Regions from separate parts of the Mus musculus genome. Here region 1 is linked to region 2. The links are chromatin contacts, found by Hi-C or POLR2A ChIA-PET in ENCODE. All regions are on one chromosome and are shown on one strand. The core of a region is the stretch at or near the end of the contact, and the rest is flanking DNA. Distances in the headings are between cores, read along the strand shown. Region 1 overlaps Kcnma1 (potassium large conductance calcium-activated channel, subfamily M, alpha member 1). Region 2 overlaps Kcnma1 (potassium large conductance calcium-activated channel, subfamily M, alpha member 1).

Region 1 (6,406 bases), core at 597-3,096, 38 kb after region 2:
TGCGCGCCAGCCTCTCTATAACTGACTGTATCTTGTAATCGAGTATGATGTGTGCTAGCTCAATACTTAACTATATTGAAACAATGCTAGGGTTTCTCTTTGTTTGCACAGAATTACCATTTTGGAAACTATATATAGTGGGTATGGGTTTTTCTTTTAATCTCATCATGTAAACCAAAATGTGCTGCCTTTTCAGATGACACTAACCACTATGGTTTGCTCACAAAGATGCTACCCAGATGACTCTTGAACATCTAGATTTTCAGTGGTAAAGTCCTTATCATAAGTCTCACTCCTCAGCTAGAGTAGCTAGCTGTCTATTTCACCACAGTACAAGTGCAGGAAAGTGAAGATCTGTCTAGACTCAGCCAAAAGTGAGACTCCCAGAACAGTAACTCTACAGATACTTCCTTTATTAGCCACACAGACATTAGGACTGGAAACTCAGGAGTCAGGCATCTCGGGACTAAGGAGCCTCTGCCAAGGCAAATACTACTCATGAGTTCATAGCCTCCAGTATGGATCCTTTGCCCTCCCTCTCACACTGACTGGCCACAAGATCCCCTCCCTTCCTCACTTGAGGTGTCAATCAGCAAACCAAGATCAGCTTTTTAATTAGCACAGTGCAAAAGGAATACACTGACATCAAGCAGAGATCATATACAAAGTAGACTGAGGAGCATGAGTCCTGGTGGTACGGGTTCACTTCCTAGAGATCCATTAAGTCACGGTGGGAAGGGCCTATGAATTACTATACTATGCCACCATTCCAGAATATCTAGTAGAGAGAATTCCTAAAGCAGATGGCCAGCATAAGCTTAGTGGTCCCAGAAGGCTGTGAGCTTTTTGCCCATCACATGTCTGCTATGTGCTTGGTGCTATGTTCATGACTACTTAAGGACATGATTGCCTTTCAGAGACCAGCCAAACTTAATCACCCTACTCCTTTTATTTGCAGTATGTGTGCATGTTAGTTTTGTGGACCCAGACACACCTGAGTCCTGAAGCTGTGATTAGTTTCAGATTCAAATTCAGATGTCAATTATTCCAGTTCCTTTCGTGACCAGCAAGAAGTAGCCCAGTCCTACTCCTAACTCCTGGTTGGATAGAGGGGTCATATTTCTTCTGGATGGTCCCTTAAAGTCTTTCTACTTTACATGACTGACTTTCAAAGTACCATTTGGAGGATGCAGATGGACCCATGGGTTTAAACATCGCCTCTTCTTTGCAGTTCAGCGTCCAAGTCCCTGGATCCAAATAGAGAGCACAGGCAAGCTCATATAGTTATTTAGGTCTTTAAGGGACAAGACATCAAGTGTGGAGAAACCTTACTGCAGAGAGATAGAGCCGACTATCAGGACAGCCAGGCTGCTCCCCGACAACGAGGAAACCAGGACACCATCCAATGATGACTCAGGACCATCTCCCTTCAGTTGCCACAGGAGTCCCACACAAAGGACACAGAGTCTCTGAAGGCAGAGTTCCCAGGATGCAGACTCTGGTGGTGTCACCCATCATTTGGATGGTTCTGGTTTTATCTTCCTTTACCAGACTTTCTCACCTAGAACAGTCTGATTCTTACAGAAGCACCTCGCAGGCTTACGAAGAGGCTTTATGAATTAGTAAGGAAACAAGATGTGGATTAGGACATACTGGGCTGTAGTGGGACAGTAAACACATTTTCATTGCTAGTGTACCAATGCTACCTCTTGTCAAGCTCCAGAGGAGATGGCAGAAAAATCTGTCTGTCTGTCTGTCTGTCTGTCTGTCTGTCTATTCTCTGGTCCCGGGATAGTCTGATATGTGCTCAGGCTTAGTAAATGTGCCATGAATGGATGGAGGAAGAAGCCAAAAACAAACCCACAGCAAACGGGTACTGAGCTATTTATGCAGAGCGCTGCAAGGCTGGGGAAGCATTCAGAAGCTCCTTCTCATGGTGTCTAGAGACAGAGGAGGGGGCCAACCTGTGGTACCCTGCAGCAGGAGGAAGCCAGCAATGTGAGGAAGGACAGGGGGGATGCATGTTGTGTTAAAGGAAAGATGGGGCCTTTTCCAGAAAAAAAAAATGAGAAATGGAGCATGGCCCACCTGTTTCTACCAGCTCAAGGGGATTTCCCGTGTTATGGAAGAAAGCAGGAACCTCCCAGGAGGCCCTTTTATGAAAACCACAGGAAAAGCTAATTCTAGTGTCCCCAGTAATCCTCTAGGGTAAACTAGTAAGGCCCCCTTCTCCAGGAGCCTCTTTCTCCCCAGCAAACGTTTTAGTATGGCAGCAAAGTCATCCTGCCTATCTGAACCTAGCCTTCAAGTCACAGCTCAAAGACCAGCCTGTGCCATGGGATGAGCAACTCGGGGAATTTGTCCTTCCCAGGGTCTCAGGAAATGGCAGGGACCAAGAGCTAGCAGGCACTAGAGGCCATTGAAATAAAGGCTGGATGCAAAGGAGCACTGCAACACTGACCCTGGCACTGCCCATGTCCCTTCTGATAGTGCTATGATCCCCTCTCGCAGGACCAAGGCCCTAGCATAACAACTCTACAATGGCACCAACCCTGAACCCAGGTTTCTAAGTCTACAGGTATTAACCTGCCAGGGCCTCAGGGCCTCTGTTGCCAAGTGACACACAACATGTAACATCTAACTGCCACTGCAACAGACTCCTCTCCTCCTAGTGTGTGGAAGAGAAAGAGAGACTCTGTTCAGCTGGAAAAGACAAAATTCTAACAGTCACTTAAGATTTTTAGATTTGGTATTTTAATCTCTTTTGAAATGCCAAATAATATTAAAGGAGGGCATGCTATTTTTATGATGGTTCAGAAAGGGTCACAGACTAATGACAGGTTGAGAACATTGCCTGGAGGTTCTTGCCCTTGCTATGTGTACGCATTTCTGTTCTATTTATAGCTGACATCAGTTGCTGCGTTCCTACACAGTTTTACATGGAAATACCACCAACCAGAACTGAGAGGCACACGCAGCCCTTGAGGCCGCCTCCTTCTCTGAGATCTTGAACATTCTGAACTCTGCTGGTCGTTTCTCAGCAATAGCTGATAGGAGCTGATCAAACACATACGTCAGAACCCAAATCCCCTGCCTCTTTTTGTCTTCACCCACAAGACCTCCTATTTGGCCCATCCTGGCTTCAGATCCCAGCCACTACCTACCCCCACCCCCACCCCATTTCTGAGACAGCAGTAGCAGGGTTCTCTATAGCCAGACATTTGTCAGCATGATTGGGTGAGGTTTAGCAGAAAAGCAATTTCTTACTGGGAAAATCATTTATCATGGACAGTCTGTCGAAAACAGTCTCATTGCAAACCCTTCCCTGGGATAGAAGAACTGACAACTGGCACTAAGTAATCTACAGCAGGGCCATGGGGACTCATTCATCTTTTGCTTGCCCAGCTCAAGACGGGACGTGTCTAGCATAGAAGTATCAGTCATAGCTGCACCCAAGAGATTCCACGGAAAAGGTGATGGGCTCTGGCGACCATCCCGTGCTTCAGGATGTACAATGAGAGACTGACTGTGTTCTCCATTTTGCTCAGAGGTGGGATGGTGCATGTCACTGTGGGGGTGGGGGTGGGGCATCTTCCTCACTTCAAAATAGGCTCCCTTGGCACTTTCTGTTTAGCTTAAAAACCAGACCTCTCTTTCTTAGTGTGTAATTATGAAAAGGCTTATTGCTTTTTCATAATTCAACTTCCCCTTTGCCTGGGGCATTATTTTCTCTGCCAGACCATAGAATGTTGTTTATAGCATATTAGATAATTACTATGTGTGTGCTGTTTCCACTGACGTCAACACTCTGGAAACAGAATACTGGGCAATCTGAGGACCATGGAGACAAGGAGAAGCAGAGAGATTTCCCCCACTAAATTCTTGCCTTTTGTGGAGGAGAGAATTAGTTACAAATAGAAAAAGTAATATACCTCATTAATTATTGAATGTCTGCCTGAACCCAGGTTCTGGCTTGTGAGTTCGGTAAGTTCTAGAAGATGCTTGTGGGTTCCATGGTACTGTGGTTTTAAACTTTTGGCATCAGGCAGTGACTTGGAAGGAACAGTCAGATGTAAGTTATCATGTAAAGCATGTATTCTCTTAGGACCAAATTAAAAGTCTTCTTCATAGGTGTTTAGTTCTTAGCCCACTTCAGAGTCACACATGCTTATAACATTACTACACAAGTCTTGGAACAATTCTAAACCACCAAGTGTAGTACATGAGATATATTCACACAAAAACTGCCCTCTGGTTGATTTCATTTTGCTGTCATTTTCAGAGATGCGGAATTCTAACTTTAAAAGAAATAATATGATTACAGCCAACACTACATGTAGAGACTAACGTTTACAGCGGGAGTTCAATCTTACTTTTGACGAGTCAGCTTTATCTTCCAGGCTCAAAAGAAGAGATATTTACAATAGACTTTTAGGACAGAACATGCTAGAAAGAAAGTATCCCTGAGATATAGTGGGTGGCTAGAAGTCATACTGGGTAGAAAGTGTAGATCGCTGGTAATATAGACACCATTGACTCCTCCAAAGAAAGGTGCTTGTGGCCAAGAGCTTTGTGTTTTACAGTAAATAAGAAGGGTGTGTTTTGAAAGGAACTTGAGCAGCAATGACAACCGTGGACAAGATAGAAAGTAAACCCACGTAGGAATAGCATACAACTGTAAATGGTTAGAGCGGTTTAGCTTTGGGATTCCTCAGCCAGTACTGTCTCTTTCACCACCCTCAACTGCACCATAGAATAATCATATTAAATTTTCATTTTCTAATTAACCATGATTTGATATGGGAACCCATCCCAAAGAATAGGTTCTATGGTGAAGTCCAAGCTAAGGAGAGCGATGTGAAAACTGGCAGAAGCCCGCTCTTTCTCTCTTACTGGTGTGCACAATTTCTTCAGAGTGGCAAAGCCTGGTAGGTCCCACTTTGCAGTGTGTGCACCACACTGCATGTTTTTTCAGATGAGAAGAAACACGTGCACCTTTGTGTTCAGTCAGGAGTTATCCAGATTTGTTGGCCCTGTTGCCATTAAAAATCAGTCCATTGTCTCTTTCCCCCTAAGGGACTGGCACACAGGCTCCCAGGGGAGCAGTGGTTGAAAATCAGGATGACATTGAGGGCTATAAATCACCCAGCATTGCTGGGAACCACCCAGCCTCTTTGGCTCCAGGCTCTTAATGCAAGGGAAACCTGTCCTTCCTCCCATCCATTCCTGCAGAAGGATTCTGATCTAGGAACACCCCTGATGCTACCAGCAGTGTATTTTCTGCCTTTGGGGAGTGTAATAGATTGGCTGCTTCTCAGGATGAAGCAGGTGACCTCACTGTGCAATCAGATGACTTTTTAAATGTCTAGAGTTCCTTCATTACATCCACTACACCAAGCAACTCAGTTCAACACACTTGGATGGACAAGTCACCAAGGCAGGCTTTCCCTTGGGACCCAGGGATGGAGGAGATGTGACTATTTTCTCTATTAGTTCTCTGACACTATCTAAGTTCTTCAGTGCCTATGCAAAGGCACGCTCCTGCTCTTTACCATTTATATATGTGGCTGGGGAACCTATACTTGATGGGCACACTTTAGGAGCAGAGTTGAAGTGAGTCTTTCCTAGTTAATCTGAGATCTACTGCCACTGAACAAACAGAACATGGGCATGAACAGTCACAGCCTGGGGTGAAGCAGGACCATGCTTTTTCCTTGACTATGGTTTCTGTCTTTTATATCATTGTTGTGTATACATGAACATGTGTGTGAAAATGTGCATTATTGTGTATCTATATGTATGTTTTTATCTATTATCTATTAGATGATACAATGGAATCAGTTATCCCAACAGCTTCCAAAATAGCTCTCCCCGGGGCTGCTGGTGTTTAAGTTGGCCTCTAGTTCTCTGTGTTAACTTTTCATTGCTGTAACAAAATATCTGAGATAGACAACTTAATAAGGAGAAATATAGAGCTAACACAATGAAGATGACTGAAGATCTGGGTTCAATCCCTGGAACCTACAGTAGAAGAGGAAAAGTGACTCTTACATATTGTCCTCTGACATACTACCACATGTGTGCTGTAGCATACAAATGTGTCCATGCATACATACATACACAACAACGACTAAATAAGCATAAATACAAAATTTAAAGAAATGTTTATTCTGGTGATAGTTCCAGAAATGTCATCTTTGTCTCTTGATTCTGTCCCTTCCAGTGAGTAGCAGCTAGTACATTGTAGCAGAGAAGCCTGGGGGAGTGGGTGTATTCACGTCACGACTGCAGGGAAGCACACAGAGAGAAGAGGTACCAGGGTGTTCATAGATTCTTCAAAGGCCCTAAGATCCAACTCCTAGAAGACTAGCCACCTCCCAGTAGTCCCTCAGGCTGGCTACCAACT
Region 2 (6,917 bases), core at 1,428-3,927:
AAGAGAAACTCTCAGCGGAGAAAAAACATGGAAACATGGCTCCATAAGATTGACCTATAGGCAAGCATGTCAGGTTTTACACACACACACATATGGGAGGCCCATCCTTGGGTTGTATGAGAAAGCAGGCTGAACAAGCAAGGAGGAATACGCTGGCAGGCAGCACTCCTCCACGCTTGGCCTCTGCTTTAGTTTTTACCTGGACTCAACCTTGCTGAATCTGGTGGGAAAAGAAGCTATGAGTCAAGGACTAGGAGGGTTATAGACATGGAAGCAGCAAGGCATGGCTCTTTGCCTAGAGTGTTACAGAGCCTCAGGAAAAGAGCCAGATCCTCCCTCCCTCCCTCCCTCTCCCTCTTTCTTTCCTTCTCTCCCTCCCTCCCTTGCTCTCTTTTCCTCCCTCTTCCTCCTTCTCCACCCCAGTGTGTGTGTGTGTGTGTGTATGTGTGTGTGTGTGTAAATGTGTGAGTATGTATGCATTTGTGTATAACCATGTGTGGACGGCAGAGAACAACCTCTGGTATCATTCTGCAGTTGCTATTGCCATGTTTTTTAATATAGAGTCTTTCGTTGGCTTAAAACCAGCCAAACTGGCAAGCCTGGCTGCCCACTGAGGCCCAGGGATCTACCTTGCCTCCCCATTGCTGGAATTATAACCACACTCTACCATACCCAGACTTATATGTGGGTGATAGGGACTGAAGTCAGGTCTCCATGCTTATGAGGAAAGCATTTTCACTAAGGGAGCAATCTTCCCAGCTCTTGAAGATACTTTTATTTTACCCTAGCCAGACCCAAGTTGGACTTCCAGGCTAAAAAATTATGAGATGAGGCACAGAGGCTGTGTTGAGGCACAACATTGTGGTGATAGGTTTCTATGTCAGTAGAAAACAACTACAAGCATCTATTATGGTGGTGAGGCTGACATGAGCCTAAGAAAAAGACTTTCTATCTTCCATTGGTTCAGACTATTCTGTGAAGTGCAGTCCTCTCCCCTCAGGGAGTGAGCTTCCTTTTCCATGGCAAGCTCTGCCCTCCACTACCAACCTCATCTGGGGCTCAGTGTTCCACAGAATTTTCTGTATCCCTGATACATAACACACACACACACACACACACACACACACACACACACACACACACACATACATATACACACACAAGCATATGCTACTCTCACTCCTCTGACCACTACCCCTCACCCCCATGCTTTCTGCTGTGCTTGGCAATTCTGAACTTAATTATATAGTAGGCAATGTTACCTACTGCCATTTCATGTCTGTTTATCTTGTTTCCAAAATAAGATTGAACCTTAGTCTCAAACAGGAACTATGTTGTGTCCTATTTTAACCTGTTGTTCTTGTTTTCTAGAATGTACACACACACACACACACACACACACACACACACACACACACACACACAAAGGATACAAAGTCATATTTTTAAGTAGATAGCCTCAATTTCGTTGTTGTTTTCCTCTATGACTGGCCACTAGCTCATTTTTCTATTTCATACTAGAGTGTTCTGTTTTCTAGTGAAATTTGTTGAAGGTGTTAAGGTCTACTGTTGGACCTAGAATGGATAAGTTCCATTCATTGGAGGCCCCAGTCACGCTCCTCATTCTGTCAGAGAGAGAATATGGGTAAAATCTGTTTAAAAACATGGCACAGCTAACAAAGAGGGAGGCTGTTTCTGTGATACTCACAAGCCAGTGCTAAGCACATAATACCTGCTCAATAAAAATTGGTTAGGCAGGGCTGTAACTGTGACTCGGGAGGGAAGCACTTGTCCAGCATAGACAAGGCCCAGGGTTTCAACTCTATCACTAAGATAATAAAAGGCACATCAGGCAACTGGTCAGTGAGTAAGCTTCTCCTATTCCATTCCTCTAACCACAGGAGATGACTTTCTACACAAACATCTACATGCACAAAGGTGGCATGGCTGACCGCGCATGGGGGTAGAGTTTCTAAAAGAACAGACAGATAAACGTGTTGTTCGTAGCTCAAAATAAAATCCTCCTCTCATTTCAGGGTGCACTTATTTTAGTGGTTGGGGTGAGGATTTTTGTGAAGGGATGAGCCCATGTGTGAGAATGGGAATTAAAACAAGCAGAGCTTTGCCGTCTGCAGACATAGATGCCGTCCCATCCTGCTGCCTTTTGTGGGGTCCCATCCTGCTCTATATGATTCTTTGGTACTTTAAAGTATGGAGGAAAAGTTAGAGAAAGAGGCTGGGATAGCTATTGCCCTGCTAGCAAAGTTTTCACTATGTTCTTAGTATGTAGCTTCCACACTAGAGCCCAGTTGTAACCCTATGAGGGAGCCGCCCTTGCTACCATCCTTTTACAGGGGATAATACTAAGAAAGCAGGACTGGAGGCAAGTAAGTGTGATCTTGCATCAAGAGACCCGTGGGCCAGTGGCTGAGGAAGAGCTAATTGAACTGGGACAGAACAGAGAGCTGGATTCTGATCTACTTCTCTCTGCTGAGTGTGATCACATGGAAGCCCTTGGTCCTCTGCAAGATCTACAAGCTGACGAAGTGCCCCGAAACTTGGGAGACACCATGCCACTTCTGTATGCTTCTCTGGTCCTCGTGGCATTTCTAGAAACTGGAGGTGGCAAAGGAGGAGTGCGAGAGAAGAGATATAGGAGTGTGCGCTCTTAAATAAGAGCTCTCCCCCTCCCTTCCGGCCCGAGGCAAAGCGTTGTGGGATGAGTAAGTGGGGATGGAGGAATGCCAACATCAAGCAGCAGAGTGGGTGCTGCCTTTCCCAAATCGGTCCTCAAAGCTCCCAATCTTGCAAGGTTAAGGTCAGAAGCTCAAGGTCAGCAAAAGAGTGCAGTGACATCATGTCAGACTGGGGAAAATTGTCCAAACAGGCTGTGTGAACTTGGACAAGAGAGTCAACCTCTCTGAGCTTCAGGTGCCTGGTCTGGAAACATGAAGTAATTAACAATTCCTACCTCATAGGTTTGATCTGAAGATTGAGAGGATTTAGGTAACAGATTGAATGGTAGGACCATTGCTGCAGCATTTGAATACTCACCATTGTTATGTTGGCTGTATTACTGAGTGTCTTAAACGGACATATATAAGTGATATATATGCTTTATTATATAATATGCAATCCTGTGCTAAGAATAAGAATGGCAACATGGTCTGGGTGGTGCATTGTAAGAGATACAGATCAGGCCCCTGGTAACCACTCTGGTTTTCAATCACCATGATGCCAGCAGTACCATGCCCCCACCCTCAAAACTTTGTGCAGTACTTCAGTAGTCTTATTTCTTGTATCTATCTTATCCCAAATCCCAGTCAGTGTGAAGGCAGTATACCTCCACTTTCCAGGATAAGGGAAAGGCTGTTCACACCTAATGGTCCTTTTCATCTTTGTAGGACTGTTTCCTGAGAACGTTCATTAGTTTCTGTGGTGGCTCATGAGTACAATGCTTGTTTCCCAGGGTGATAACCTATGTATTAAATCAGACAGAGGGACCTCCTAGTTTTTGACTAAAATGACTCTTCCGTAATAGGCAGGAAGGTTTGGGACTCCACCCAAGGGCAGTTACTAAGAAGCAAAAGCATCGTATTAAATGTTTTCTCCTGCAAGAGTGGACAGGTTCTTTTGATTGTTTTGGTTGGGTTGTTGTTGTTACTATTATTGTTGTTATTGTTAATGTTATTAATTTTATAATCCAGCATGCCATTGCTCTGTTTTCAGTTTCAACACTGATGCTTCCCATGAGGCTGCATCATTTATTGATTTCTAAAGTCCCTCGGTTCCTGCCCTTCTCAGAATTATAAGGCGGCAGTCTGTCAATGTCCTTCACAGACTGAGTGGAGAACAAGACCCAGTCACAAAGGTCACAAAGCCAATCGTCAGCTCAGCTGAGAAGGCTGGGATGCGCCAGCCCATGGACCTACTCAGGACGGAGATTTGCATGTGGCTCTCATGATCTGGACATACTGACCATTCTCAGCAAGCACATCTCAGAGCCAAGAAGCAAAACTTTCCCCTCAGCAATAAGTAAGTATGGTTTGAATGAGAAATCTGGGGCTAGGTGGCATCTAACTGAGGATATGCACACACGAGGGTACAATTACACAAGGCATCCAAGAGTGTGTAGGTGATCACTATATGTTATATATTAGAGATGCTTATGTTCTAAATATGTGACAGTTGTTTTCAAACCCAGGGCTTTGCAGGATGCAAGTACATCTTCCCACAACATTTTTAGAACATTATCTAACAATGTCTACAAAATAAATTATTCATGCTCTTTTACTTGGCAATGCCTCTTCTGGTAATATGGAAATATCTATAGGAATGGAATTTCACAAATACATGGATGATAGTGTTTATGAAAATATCGTTCAGGCTAGCAAACAAAACATCCAGGCGATCCATTAGAACCTAGAGCTAGGTCTACTACACAACAAGCAGATAACGGAAATTTCCCAAATGGCTATAAAATTTACCTTATTATGGTGCTGAAGGGATGGCCACCACGTGTTACTACAAGAGCTAAATTGCAGTGGAATATGGTTATTTGAAACAATTTCTCATAGGAACATCAGTACCCCTCTAATGTTTGGCCATAAGTGCACATCCATTTACTTATGCATGGGATGAGATGAGTTTGCAGAAAGGTGTGTTAATAGTCGGCATCTTAGGGTGGGGGTTGGGGACTCATGGAGGACAAAAGGAGGAGAAATGGCCTGGTGCTGTTTTCTTTTTTGGTAGTTGAAAGTTTTTAATGGTTAGAACATGTATTTTTTTTGTGTGTGTGAATCCCAGGGCTTTTTTTTTTTTTTTTTTTTTGAAAAATATAAGTTGTCCCGTATGAGCACCAAAAAAAAAAAAAAAAAAAAAAAAAAAAAAAAAAAAAAAAAAAAAAGAAAATTTAATTAATTAATTTTTTAAAAAGCCAAACCAAACCAAAATAAAAAAAAACAAACCTACAAGTAAAGACAGGGAATTCTGGGTAAGTACTCCAATCCTCAGTTAACTAATGGAAGCAAAACTGTTTTCATGTTAATTATAACTTAGACACAGCATCAAGGAGGAGCTGGGAGCTGTCAATTTAATCTTTCTCAGAGCTGGTTGCTTTTCATGACTAATTGTTTTACTGTGCTGGTCTTAATTCAGGAAGTGACCTGATAAGCCAAGCACTAAGGAACATTCTCCCAGCAAGGGAGTGGAGTAACCCGTGATTCCACTTGAGATGTTTCATCTTGTACGGCTTATCCCAGAAATTGCAACTATAAATAAAGCCCAAGTGTGACAGGTGGGACTTCTGGGGCACGAGATCCTGCCACTCTGACGGTTGGTCTCATTCCCATGGGCTTCTTTAACCAGTCCTGACTCTCAATTCCTGAATGACAAGTGACATAAGAGTGAACTGTAGAAGTCCCAGCTGTGACAGTGATGACCACGGGACTTAAACAATGATGAAACTATACCGTCTAAAGCTCTGCCTCCACAGATTCTCCTGGGCTGTCGCCATCCAGTTCTGACACCCCAAGAACATCATCCATGGCCACACGCAAAACTGCCTATGCATAGCCACAGACCAGCAAAAGAATCCTTCCTGGACCCTATATATCTTTAATCTATCCTGCTGAAGAGCCAGTGAAACGGCAAAAGAGACCGACTTACCAAGCCAACTTCTGTTTAAGTACACAGACACAAACACAGGAGGGACTGTGAAGAAATCTACTACTGAATTCACTTCCAGCCAGAACCACAGCTTATCGTTGGCTGCAATAAACTGGAGGGAAAGAGAAAATAAGACAGAAAAACAAAATGAGAAGCACGGTGTCAGCATTTAATATATGTCCTTTTGTCAAAGGATAAATGTTGGGTTTCTATGGGGTCTGCGGGGCGACACTCTGCTCTTCACCTAATCTCATGCTGTTCTGTACATTAATCACTAGCTTGATTTGGAGAATCCACAGCCTTTTGTAGGAAGTGACTGACTATATGCCACATTAGCCTTAGGGAATGATCAGGCGATGCGATTTTCTGTGGTTTCCAACAGATGCCTAGAGAAGGTTTAATTCATCTCAGCTTCTTGGCCTTTCTGATACAAATCTAACTATGAATAAAGCACATATATGTGCACTCACATTTATGTGCACAATTCAAATTTTGCACACAAAAAAAATCTCCATAAGCCTAATCTAGTGTAAACTCCCTAATCCTACAAGCCTTCACTCCTCCTTGACCCCCACGTCCCACCAGCCTTCACTCCTGGTTAACCCTGATAATTGCAGTCTCGACATTCCTAAATATACATTTGTGAGCTTAAGTGTTTTTCAATGTACTTTGTAATAGAAAAAAATACAGTCATGTTTGAATAGCAATGAGTCAGCGTACCATTGCTTCAAACCCTTCCTTGAACCAAAATAAACCCATGTTTCAGAAAGCTCTCAGCTAAGTAGATCTTGTCCACAGACCCTAAACCAGAACACAGGTCTCTTGTCCACCACAGAGACCTCAGGCTTCACCTTGCCTAGGAAAGCAGTCGTGGGTGGAGGGTTATCCATACGTTTAGGATTCTCATGCCCCACTGTGGTACTACTGGAAGATGCTGCCAAACTTACCCGCAAGCCAAAGTAGAGGAGGAAGAACACGTTGAAAGCCATGTCGATCTGTAATGTGAAATCTTTGTAGAAATTCTGGCAGGATTCTATTGGGCTATTAGACAGGAAGAAGAAAAAGCAAGAGGTAAATAAAAGGCCAAGAAAATATCGCCACAGCTTCCACAATGCCAGGAAACGGTGTGTGGGGTAGAGGACAAAATGAATGTTCGCTGAATACAACATTTGGTCTTTCTACCCCTTGTGACCATGACCATCAAGCAAGCATTGCCAAAGGGCTCTCCATTCAACCATTCAGTGTTTTGT

What was found. A loop is a pair of places that touch in the nucleus more often than their neighbours do. ChIA-PET counts read pairs that join two places held with the same protein, here RNA polymerase II (POLR2A).
Region 1: a map of left cerebral cortex shows a loop between it and region 2 (2.2-fold over the local background). The contact joins two enhancer-like sites. A Hi-C loop is called at or near these places in 7 of 37 maps with a recorded cell type or tissue (CH12.LX, Patski, adrenal gland and 2 more). POLR2A ChIA-PET finds 5 or more read pairs at or near these places in 1 of 5 experiments (Patski).

Annotation. Positions count from the first base shown.
Region 1 is chr14:23,624,207-23,630,612 of GRCm38, forward strand. All of the region lies in intron 3 of Kcnma1 (potassium large conductance calcium-activated channel, subfamily M, alpha member 1), which reads right to left. Gm51422 (a long non-coding RNA gene) reads right to left here. Exons shown (of 2, transcript XR_003951126.1): 2 at 1-6,406. Among named protein-coding and RNA genes, the nearest start is that of Gm51422, 23 kb to the right of the region's middle. Within about 2 kb of position 1,847, at least 1 of the 3 ENCODE cell types and tissues checked has a DNase peak (open chromatin) inside an H3K27ac peak, as active enhancers do; it is left cerebral cortex, where a contact is called at or near this core.
Region 2 is chr14:23,584,974-23,591,890 of GRCm38, forward strand. Kcnma1 (potassium large conductance calcium-activated channel, subfamily M, alpha member 1) reads right to left here. Exons shown (of 28, transcript NM_001253364.1): 4 at 6,615-6,708; 5 at 5,668-5,779. Gm51422 (a long non-coding RNA gene) reads right to left here. Exons shown (of 2, transcript XR_003951126.1): 2 at 6,709-6,917. Among named protein-coding and RNA genes, the nearest start is that of Gm51422, 62 kb to the right of the region's middle. Within about 2 kb of position 2,678, at least 1 of the 3 ENCODE cell types and tissues checked has a DNase peak (open chromatin) inside an H3K27ac peak, as active enhancers do; it is left cerebral cortex, where a contact is called at or near this core.